2 separate regions of the Homo sapiens genome follow, and region 2 is linked to region 1. Evidence: chromatin contacts called from ENCODE Hi-C or POLR2A ChIA-PET data. All regions are on one chromosome and are shown on one strand. The core of a region is the stretch at or near the end of the contact, and the rest is flanking DNA. Distances in the headings are between cores, read along the strand shown. Region 1 overlaps SNCA (synuclein alpha). Region 2 overlaps SNCA (synuclein alpha).

Region 1 (5,400 bases), core at 296-2,795:
GAATTGATTGACTCAATGAGTGACTGAAAGACTAAATTAATAAGTACACATCTATTTGTACTTCCCTGCTTACTTATAAGGTATGACAATGAAATACTGAGACAGTTATACATTACTTACGGACTCAATCTCATTTCTTTACAATCTCTATTCTTCTTTTTTGAGTATAATGTTATTTTACAATTCCACTAACTTGTCACTCTTTATTATAAATTCATATCTCCATTTCACCTGAGAATAATAAAGGCAAGGAAGTATTTTAAATGATCTTGTTTTTTATAACTAGCATTCATTGAGCAAATCAAAGTATGAAAATAATATAGGTGTCAGTGATTATTATAAAGTTGTATGCACAAAACATTCCAATGATTGGGGCCAATACAGAGAAAACATCTCAATATTTGGAATTTTGCTTTTCTGTAAATACTTTGATATGTACTTACATCATATCAATTATAACTCCTGCTGAAAACAAACAGTGCACACAAATTTGGTAGTTGGAGGAGACTTTATAAAGGGACTAATTACGAAGGTTTAGACCGGGTTAGGAAAAACACACGGAATAGTGCAATACTTTAGGATGGCAACAGCGAGCACCGTTATAACCACTAGGCCAAAATGAACTAAATGAACAGGGAGATTACCATTTATCAGAAAAAGAGGGAGAAAGGAAGGAGAGATGACCAAGCAAGTCCTATGTGAAGACGGCTGCCTGACTTGAGCTGTGTGATCTTTGGACTGATACCACCTGCCTGCACTGGCCTAGCAGGGCGAGAATAGTCAATATCTGGAAAATGGATCACCTGACCTTACTTTCCTCCCTCCCTGTTTCCTCTTTGTGGTGTTTCCACTGGCCAAACTCACAGCGTAGACAAAAGGAGTGCATTGATGTAGCAGTGGTTCTAATCCAGGGCCAATTGTGCTCCCAGGGAACATTAGTGGTTATCACAGCTCAGGGGAGGAAGGGAGAGGAGTGGAGTGCTACTATGATTCACTGAGGGATTTTTTTAAACATCTACAATGCACAGGACATCCTTCCACAACAAAGTATCCAGTTAAAAAATGTCATTACTGCCAAGGTTGAAAAACCGTGGTGTAGTCAGTACAATTCATCTTCTCCAGGCACAGTGCAGGAGTGGGGTGGAGTGTCTGAAGGGGAAGAAGGAAGAAACCAGCACACCCCACAAAAGTAACCAATGCAAATACCAAATAGGAAAAGACAGCACTTAAAATACAAAAGTCTCAGGAATATATCTGATAGTGTTTTATGGAATTTATTAAAATTTAGCCTGGAGTGAGTAATATTTAGCAAGCCAGGTTTGTCTTTAGAGAAATCCTTGTGGGGTTTATACAAGGATTTATTAACAAAGGGCACACACAATACTCATATTACAGTCAGTCTGGTTATGTAAAACATGGGCAAGAATGTAATAGGACAATGTGATGTATTCACAAAGGATTTTAGGACTACACAGATAATCCTCTAATGCTTTCACTTACGTACTATGAAAGGCTATAGTTTGCATAGTGATATAGCCACGTAAGATAGTAAACTTGACATTCATGCAGCTATACATGTTTGCACACACCAGGATGCATGCCCTTTCTACCTGGTTGATTTTTTATTCTTTTATTAATCTCTAATTTATTCCCCAGAACACTCTCCATAAAAACTTTCTCACAACTTAAATCTTTAATCTATTGTGTGGATTTCTGACTCATTCTCCAAGCTTTTCCTCTTCCCTCCGCAATGCCTTATAGTCTTATGACTATTTATCCCTTTGCCTACATTTCTAGCCAGATCTCTTGCCTGATACACACTCTCATATTTCTCTTTGCACGCTACACATTTTTATTTAGATATCACACTACTACTTTGATTTCAACAGGTCTCAGTTTAACTTAATTTTTCCTTCAAGCAAGGAGTCCCTTCATATCAGTTATCACCATTGGCACCAGAATTTTTCTTATGACTTCCCATGACCTACAATATAAACCATATAAATCACTGATGCCTCCATAGTTCCCTCCCTCTCAAATTTAGCCATAAGATGATTTTAGGATCCTTGTTTTTTCCAATCTCTCTTTCATTCTCTCCCCCATCTCTTCCATTATGAAGGTTTGGATAGGACACAACTCATGCCTAGATTAGTGCAATAGATGCTGAGCCTGTGCAGCGGTAGTTTAGCTTTCTCTCCTGGTTAACTTTAACTGCCACATATATCACTTCACACGTCATTTTTCATTCAAACGTATTTAACTGGCTCTTCATTCATAAGAAGCTGGAATTTGTCGTTTGACTGATATTTTAAAGATTTTATATTTTTTCTCCATCCTCGTTCTAATGTTGTATCTTGTGTCATTTGTTCATTCATAAACTTAAGACTTAGCTAACCACTGAGCATCCAGGAAATTCAGTATCTATCATGTGAATTCTCTAATACTGGTTGATCCATTGTCACCAGAGCATAGCAGGCTTCTCCTGCCTTTATGTATGTTTGTCATATAGTTCATGCCTAAAATTCTTTCTTAAATCTTAAATTCCTAAGATACACACTTTTGCCCAAGATCACAGTAATCTCTGCCATAATCTCTGCTGGAATCTGTTCACTGTGTTGCTCCTGCTAAACTTCTTACAGATGACTTTTTTTCTTTTTGGTTTCCCTGGTATCTAGTATAATTTCTTATATAGGTACTCAATAAATGTTTCCTGTTGATCTCTACACCTACTCTGTACAATACCATAGTGACTAGACACATGTTGCTATCAAGCATTTCAAAAGTAGCTAGCCTGAGTTGAGATATAGGGGTAAAATACACAACAGATTTCAAGACATATTATGAAAAAAACCCATAAAATTTCTCAGTAATTTTTTTATAGATTACATGTAGAAACTATAACATTTTGAATAAGTTGTATCAAATAAAATATAAAATTCACCCGGTTCTTTTTAATTTGTTAAATGTGGTGGCTAGAAAATTTAAAATTACATAATTGGCTCACAGAATAATTATAATGGATGGTATTGCTTTAGATCAAGTTTGTCTAACCCGTGGCCCATGGGCCACAAGCGGCCCAGGATGGTTTTGAATGAGATCCAACACAAATGTGTGAACTTCCTTAAAACATTATGAATTTTTTGTTTGTTTTGTTTTTGTTTTTTTCTCATCAGCTATCATGAGTGTTAGTGTATTTTATGCATGGCTCAAGACAATTAATTCTTCTTCAAATATGGCCCAGGGAAGCCAAAAGACTGGACAACCCTGCTTTAGATAGTAAAGCATATGAGTAGTTAATGTGTACTATAAGCAGTGTGATCTGATAGACTATTTAATGTTGTTTGATGGTACATTATTCAAGTCGATTATTATGTCTACCTATGCAGTTTAACGACGGTAATGAGAGAGGGCAGCTTGATTACAGGTCTTATCTTTTGACTAACTTGCTAGGCCACCTGAGAAGGACCCAAATTATCTGAATGCTTAACTCAACTAATTTGTATTCACTTGAAGAATTTCAAGGATGTTTATATGCCATCAACTTGCTTTAAATTTTTTCTCTCAGTGAAAATTTTTCTTAAAATGAGTATGTGGTATTCAAATTTATCCTTGTTTTCTATGATTATCTTTTCATAGCACTGTGGTTTCCAGGAACCTTTTTTTTTTTGAGATGCATTCTACATGTAACTATTGCACAGTTTGCATGTAGTAAGGTTCATTATTCTTCTACTTTTCCAAACACCTGGCATGTTTACTTGAGGTTGGTACACCTTGTATCCCAGATTTTGCTGTTTTTAACTTAAATATTGAATATTTTGATTAAACATTATGGAAAGTTTAAATGGGTCAAGAAAAATAGCTTTTCTTCCCATGAAGAACAATACGGCATAGGAGTTAAGAGCATAGATTTAAAGTCAGAAAACCTGTGCTGCCTACTTGTGCAAAGTCACTTACATGCTGTACTTCTGTTTCTTCATCTGTAAGTTCTACCCCTAGGTATTTACTTAAGATTAATGGAAGCATATGTTCATACAATGACTTGTACAGAATTATTCACGATAGCATTACTCTTAATAGCTCTAACTGGTAACAACACAATAATCAATCAACAATTGTGCTGTATTCATACAGCAGAATACTACTTAGCAACAAAAATGGAATGGACTACTGATAACCTCAACAACATGGATGAATCTCAAAACTATCATGCTGTGTGATGCCAGGCACAAATCAGTACATACTATAATTCCAGAAAAGACAAATGTCATCCATGGTAACAACAAGATCCATGCTTGCTGGAGGTAGAGGCATCAGTTCAGTCATTCAGGAAGCTGATTCCAAGATGGTGTTAGAATTACAACCATCCACAAGAGATTTATTGCAGGCAATAGCTATGAAAGGTAGAAAGAGAACAGGAGAAAAACCAGGCAAGGAAAAACCACAATGTAGTTGTGATATCACTTCAAAGGGAGGCAGAAGGAAGGAGAATTGGGTAGGAATAGCCACAGATTACAGTGCAGTTACAAGAAAGTCTTGGCTTCCAACAAAGGTTACTTGTTGAGGAGTCATGCATTAGGCAGACATGTCTGGGCTGTAGTTTCCTTGCTGCTCCCAGTCATTGGCTGGAGGCCAGTCTGGGTTCCTGTGCTGTGGTGGATCCCATTGCTGCTGCAGCAGGAGGCCAATAGCACTCCTGGCAGCTAATTGGAGAGAAAAGATCCAAGAGGTGTACCTTCATGGCTACCCCCATGGGGCTGGGGTGGAGGTGGAGGAGAAGGAGAAGGAATTAACTAGAAAAAGGCACAAAGGAAAATTGGGGAAAATAATGAAGATATATGATTTCTCAATTGTGGTGGTCGTTACATGGGTTTATTAATGCATCAAAACTCAAGAAATGTACATTTAAAATGAGTGCATATGATTGTAAGTGAATTATACCTCAATATAGTTAATTTTTTAAAAATCATAGATTTCTTTATATTTAATGCATGAACATAAACCTAAGACACTCCTCCACTCCAAAACTTAATTACCTTGTGATCAGCAGAGCAGAAGGTACTTTGTGATATATAGGTAGAGAAGATGAAGTCTTGTGACATTTAACAAGGGACAGGAAAATGGACCTTGTCCTAAGTTACCAAACTGCAAAAATATCACCTACAAAGGCTATTCATAACATACATTTTCAAGGGGGTTACAATATTTGCCTACTATAAAATTTTGGATCTGTAAAGGGGTTAAATTATTTGTGCAGGGGAATAAACATCAAAGAAACATTAAGAGGTCCAGAGAAGTAAAATAGGAAGGGTCTTTTGGCTAGAGGAGATATTTAACTTTCAGAACATGTGGAATTAAGTTGTATTGATTATGATCTGATCTTCTTCCCCCTAAATTTGATCC
Region 2 (5,170 bases), core at 2,008-4,507, 46 kb after region 1:
TATAATAACTATCATAGCAACCCTTCAGTGCCTAAATATCAAATCTTCCATTCCTCCCATGAACATCTTGAATATATAGGTACTGTGGTTAGCTCCAACAAGCTTTTGGTTAGAATTCATTGCACTGATACATAGACATTGTTTTAAAGGCAATTTCAAATCAAAGCTGTCAGCTGTGAATCAAGCACACCTTAAAAAGTGACACATTTGTCACTAGATTCCAGCCTCTCAAATTACTGACACGCATCCTTTTTATGTAAAGATGACATTGTTCTTTCCTGATATATTGCATTCCTCATGAATTTCTTATAGTCATAGAATTTTTATAAACCATTTCAGAATCGCTGAAATAAACATCAATATTTTTAACTTTTTCATTCTGTCAAAAATATTGTATGCAGAGATATTGCTGTAAGTGTGTATACCTGTGCTTAAGAGACTAGGGCTGAAGAGAAGTAATCAACCGAACCACTGGTGTAAATGTGCGTCACATTTTTAGTGACTAGAAATTGAAATAATTCCAACAAATTTATGTGCTTTGGGCTTGAGAATTCAGACTGCCTTAGGCTAAGATAAAAATCTTTTCCTGGTACTATATACCTTCTTTTATTGAATGACTACCTGGCTCTTTCTATTATATATGCAGATTTTGTACCTCTGGTCATCTTTGTAAATGGTGCCTAAAAGATATTTGAAGAATAAGTGACCAGCAATAAGAACAAATGTCTATACAAAAGCACCCTTTAGTTGGATGTAATTCACTACTTTGAGTTGTTAATAACCTCTAAGGATGACAGTAGCTATTAGTTGAATAAACCATTATGTCTATTATTAGAACACTAGATAGTTTATAAGTCCAAACAATGCATAAAATACCTATCTCATGTTACCATTGTTTAGGTTACCAGATAATTGTTCTGTCCAATTATTCCACTTAATTTTTTGCTTGCCCATTAGCTAAATGGCAAGATAAAATTTGTCAAACGGGGGGGAATGTATTGAAAATGCTAGACAACTACACTTAAAATGAAAACAGGCCAGGCGCGGTGGCTCAGGCCTGTAATCCCAGCACTTTGGGAGGCCAAGGCGGGTGGATCACCTGAGGTCGGGAGTTCAAGACCAGCTTGACCAACATGGAGAAACTCCATCTCTACTAAAAATACAAAATTAGCCGGGCATGGTGGCACATACCTGTAATCCCAACTACTGGGGAGGCTGAGGCAGAAGAATCGTTTGAACCCAGGAGGCGGTGGTTGCAGTGAGCCGAGATTGTGCCACTGTATTCTAGCCTAGGCAACATGAGCGAAACTCCATCTCAAAAAAAAAAAAAAAAAGAAAGAAAAGAAAACAAATGCATAATTTGCAAATATTATTTTTATATTGTATGTTATCTAGGGCTTCTAAATGCATTCTTCTTATAAGCCTAGGTTTGCAATAACATTCATTTAGAATTGAGTAATTTTAAATATAATATTTTATAAAATAAAATATAATAATTTCTCTTAATTCTTTGAAAATATTAAATTAAAAGGGGGTTGCAAACTCTGCATTCCACATTTCCATCCCAACATTTAATTTTAGCAATTTTGTAGTCTGCCTAAAATGCAATCCATCATTTACTGTTTAGAAAATAGGGAATGTACACAAAGGCCTTTCAGCTTTCCCTGAACTCCATAAAAATCTTTTTGCTTCTTTACTGCCCCCCTTTGTCAGGAGTTCTGAGGAACTGTTTTTTATCTTAAGTCTCACAAAGCATTTAGGAGAATATTTAAACTTAAATTCTTTTAAAACTTATGTTCAGGACAAAGTAACATTGTATGCATTGGTGTCATATGTATTTAAATTTTGAAATTTTTAATACTGGCAAAATGAGGTTTCAATTTTAATATAAATTATTTAACAATCTTAAATCATTAAATATATTACTTAATATATTTAATATATCTAAACAGTCACAATTTTCCCATACTAATAATCATAAAAAATCTTACCCAATGGTCATATAGATATACTTAATGGAGTTTTGGGGGGGTATTTTTGTATATTAAAAAATTCATATATTTGCCTTACTTAGAAGAACTGATTAAATGAAAGTATAATATTAACAAACATATTGTTATTTTATATTTGCATTTGTGATAATTATATTTGAAACGTTCAAGATTTTCCAATGAATTTCTTTTGCATTTGCGTATTTGTGCCTTTTTATTATAAAAATAGGTGGCTTTTTAGTTCCACTGCATAAGTTTCAACATAGGTCTACAAATAGTGCATCTTTTTGAAGTTAATCATTATAATCACAAATTGAAGTTGCCTGAGCTCCAATTGGAGTCTAAATGGATGACTGAATCTTATTATTCGAAACCCACTGTTGCTACACAATATGGCCACACAAGAGAGTACACAAGACCCGTCTGATTCAGCCTCAGTGCCATAAATATTTTAATGGTTTCGTTGGAATCTGGAAATGGAGCTCACCACAGGAGATGCTTCTTCCTTTGACTCTCATTATTATTTCCTTTACAAATTAATTAATAAAAACTTAGATGCTAAATTAGCACTTGATGAAAACTTATATAGCCTTGACATTTTGATTCTGTGAGTGAATAAAAATACTTGGAGAAATAAAAATCCTAATCATGTTCAGGAATACCCACAAGGTAACAAGTACATTTTTAAACTTTAAAAACATTTATTATTCATGATAAAACATGTTGTGTGATTTAAATATAAATTTTTATTATTTGCTTTAACTTATTTCCGGATTAAAAAGTAAATGTTTACCTAGCTGTTCTAAATGGTAATCCTCATGATTAAAACAGCAATTTGTCATATTTCAGTTACAAATGATCTTTTATTATTAGTTATAGAACATAAGTTTCTTCATTGACTGAGGCGATGTTTCAAGTAGATAAATCTGTTAAAAAAATTGTGGTCATATTCTGTTAAATTCTCATACCAGGCAATTTGTTTGATATTCAGGAAAAACCTAGCCACTGACCAAAAACTCTACCTGCCTTCTCAGTTGTATCCTCTTGGACTTAAAGGGGACTGGGAAAGTTATAAGATGGTTCATGATAGTCCATCAACATCCCAAGAACAAAAACAGATGTTGTACTGACAGCATCATATGATCATATGCATGTAAGAGCACATTCATATTGCCAAATCAGTTGGAATTTTTCACGGTTGAAAGTTAAATGAAATGCTTAGATGTATGAGTCATCGGAGTTAAAGACAATTACAGCCAGATTTATGGCTGTGCTAAAATAAAGCTAGTTAGAAAACAGACCAAATTCCATGACGATACCAAGTCTGACTAATGATTCACCTTAAATTTCGGAGCAACATTTATCCTCACTTGTTTGTTTATTTGACAATGTGCCCTTATCCATTAAGTAACTAGGAGGAAGGGAAAAGCACTACGTGGGTGAGTGACAAGACACTGACACTGATTTGTGACTTTGGATAATTCCTGGATGCTGTTATCTGTTTTGGCATAGAGATGGATCTGTAACTGCTAATAATTGCCGACTGTGACCATCCCAGAGGCCATTTACTTAACCCAGGTATTTCAGACCTGACAGCCCGAGGATAAACACGATTTCCCTCCATCACTAACTTCATCTGCAGGGCCTAAGCCTCCTTCACAGTCTCTCCAGTGATTTATTGGCATCTCCAAGGGTATCTCACATGTGCTGAAGAACAAATCTGCTCACTTTCATCTGCTTGGTTTTCCCTTTTGAAATCTGCTGCTTTAAAATTACTAAGGGAGGAATCATGCCTGCTGCTACCCTTGCCAGTGACCTTGCAGTTTGTGCCCTGATTGTTCCAATTACCACAATCAAAACAGAAGCGTTTGCAGTTACTGCAGTGCTCTCTCTGTGGATGTCAGGTCTGACTCAGAGAGCCAGGCTGGGGAACAGCCATTTCCACTCTTGTACCTCTGCAAAAGGACTTCCATGTTCCGTAAACAGACTCCCACCTCTCATTTTCCCCCCAAGCAAAGCATCATAAATTAGAGAGCATGTAACGGGAAAGAAAATCCATTAGCCATTTGGGTTCAGTCAGACAAGCCAGCTCATGGAAAGTTTATACAGGAAGGTCACATTTCAATTGAGATCAGGAGGGTGAAAGGGTCCAGCTGTGTGATGAGAGAGAGAATGTTCGGGAATGTGGAACAGAGGTATCCAAGGCAGAACAAACTCGTATATGAAGGCTTTAAGGGTGTGCAAATCTAGCATATTTTATGACATAAAAGAGTCCTGATTAGCTAGAATATGATGAATGTGAGAAGAGGTGAAGGCTGGAGATAGGAAAAATTATTCCAGATCTTATAAGCTATAGTAAGAAATTTGCATATTATATATAGACTTGTGGGAAGCCATTGGATTTTGTAAGAAGGAGATTAACATTATCTTATTTATGTTATTTGTGATTTATAACCCCAAATGTGCCAGATACAAACAAACCAAAAATAATAATAATAATAATAAGAAGAAGAACAACAACAGCAATGGAACTGTGGTGATGGTTTTGGTCACAAAATGCATATATATCTATTTTTCACAATGCAAAAATATTTCATTATTTCAAATTTTAACATAAATGTGGGTATGCATGAGCTTACAAATCTTGAAGTTTATTGGGGAATATTGGTGAGCATGGTTTTTATTGCATGGTCACAACTTACTAATGGGAAACATCTGAATACCTATTGAGTTAATGCATGCACATTTTTATTTTCCTGGAATACTGAGAAAAAGGTTGCTACATAATGTCTTGATAGCTTCTAAGTCATGGCTCAAAAGTGAATGTGGAATCTGCTAATCGGAATGGACTCAGATTCAGCCAAGTTCTCAAAAACATTTGCTTTCATAGATGTCTTCAAGAAACAAGGAGTCTTGAATTTAAATTGTGAAGTGTCTATCTTAGAATAGAGAGATTTAAAATCTGACTGTATTTTGTTTAAAAAAGCCTATATAACTGTATTATATAAAATTATTTATACTACAGTTAAAAAAAGAATCCCATCCTATTTGTGCCTAAATAAGTGCCTGCTTGTAGCATGAAAACTATTTGTTGAGGGTCCTTAGATCCTCAGAGCATGCTGTGAAAGTAGGTACAATTGTTCTTTCTATATAAGCCTCTTAAGATAACAGATAATTGC

Evidence for each region. Hi-C counts contacts between places; a loop is a spot of excess contacts on that map. ChIA-PET counts read pairs that join two places held with the same protein, here RNA polymerase II (POLR2A). Pooled maps may share reads with other maps.
Region 2: a map of endothelial cell of umbilical vein shows a loop between it and region 1 (6-fold over the local background). The contact joins two enhancer-like sites. A Hi-C loop is called at or near these places in 3 of 168 maps with a recorded cell type or tissue (PC-9, breast epithelium and endothelial cell of umbilical vein) and 2 of 50 pooled maps. POLR2A ChIA-PET finds 5 or more read pairs at or near these places in 1 of 52 experiments (activated T-cell).

Annotation. Positions count from the first base shown.
Region 1 is chr4:89,796,441-89,801,840 of GRCh38, reverse strand. The region is part of intron 4 of SNCA (synuclein alpha); the gene reads left to right. Among named protein-coding and RNA genes, the nearest start is that of SNCA-AS1, 37 kb to the left of the region's middle. Within about 2 kb of position 1,545, at least 2 of the 41 ENCODE cell types and tissues checked have a DNase peak (open chromatin) inside an H3K27ac peak, as active enhancers do; they include endothelial cell of umbilical vein, where a contact is called at or near this core.
Region 2 is chr4:89,751,943-89,757,112 of GRCh38, reverse strand. The region is part of intron 4 of SNCA (synuclein alpha); the gene reads left to right. Among named protein-coding and RNA genes, the nearest start is that of SNCA-AS1, 82 kb to the left of the region's middle. Within about 2 kb of position 3,257, at least 9 of the 41 ENCODE cell types and tissues checked have a DNase peak (open chromatin) inside an H3K27ac peak, as active enhancers do; they include endothelial cell of umbilical vein, where a contact is called at or near this core.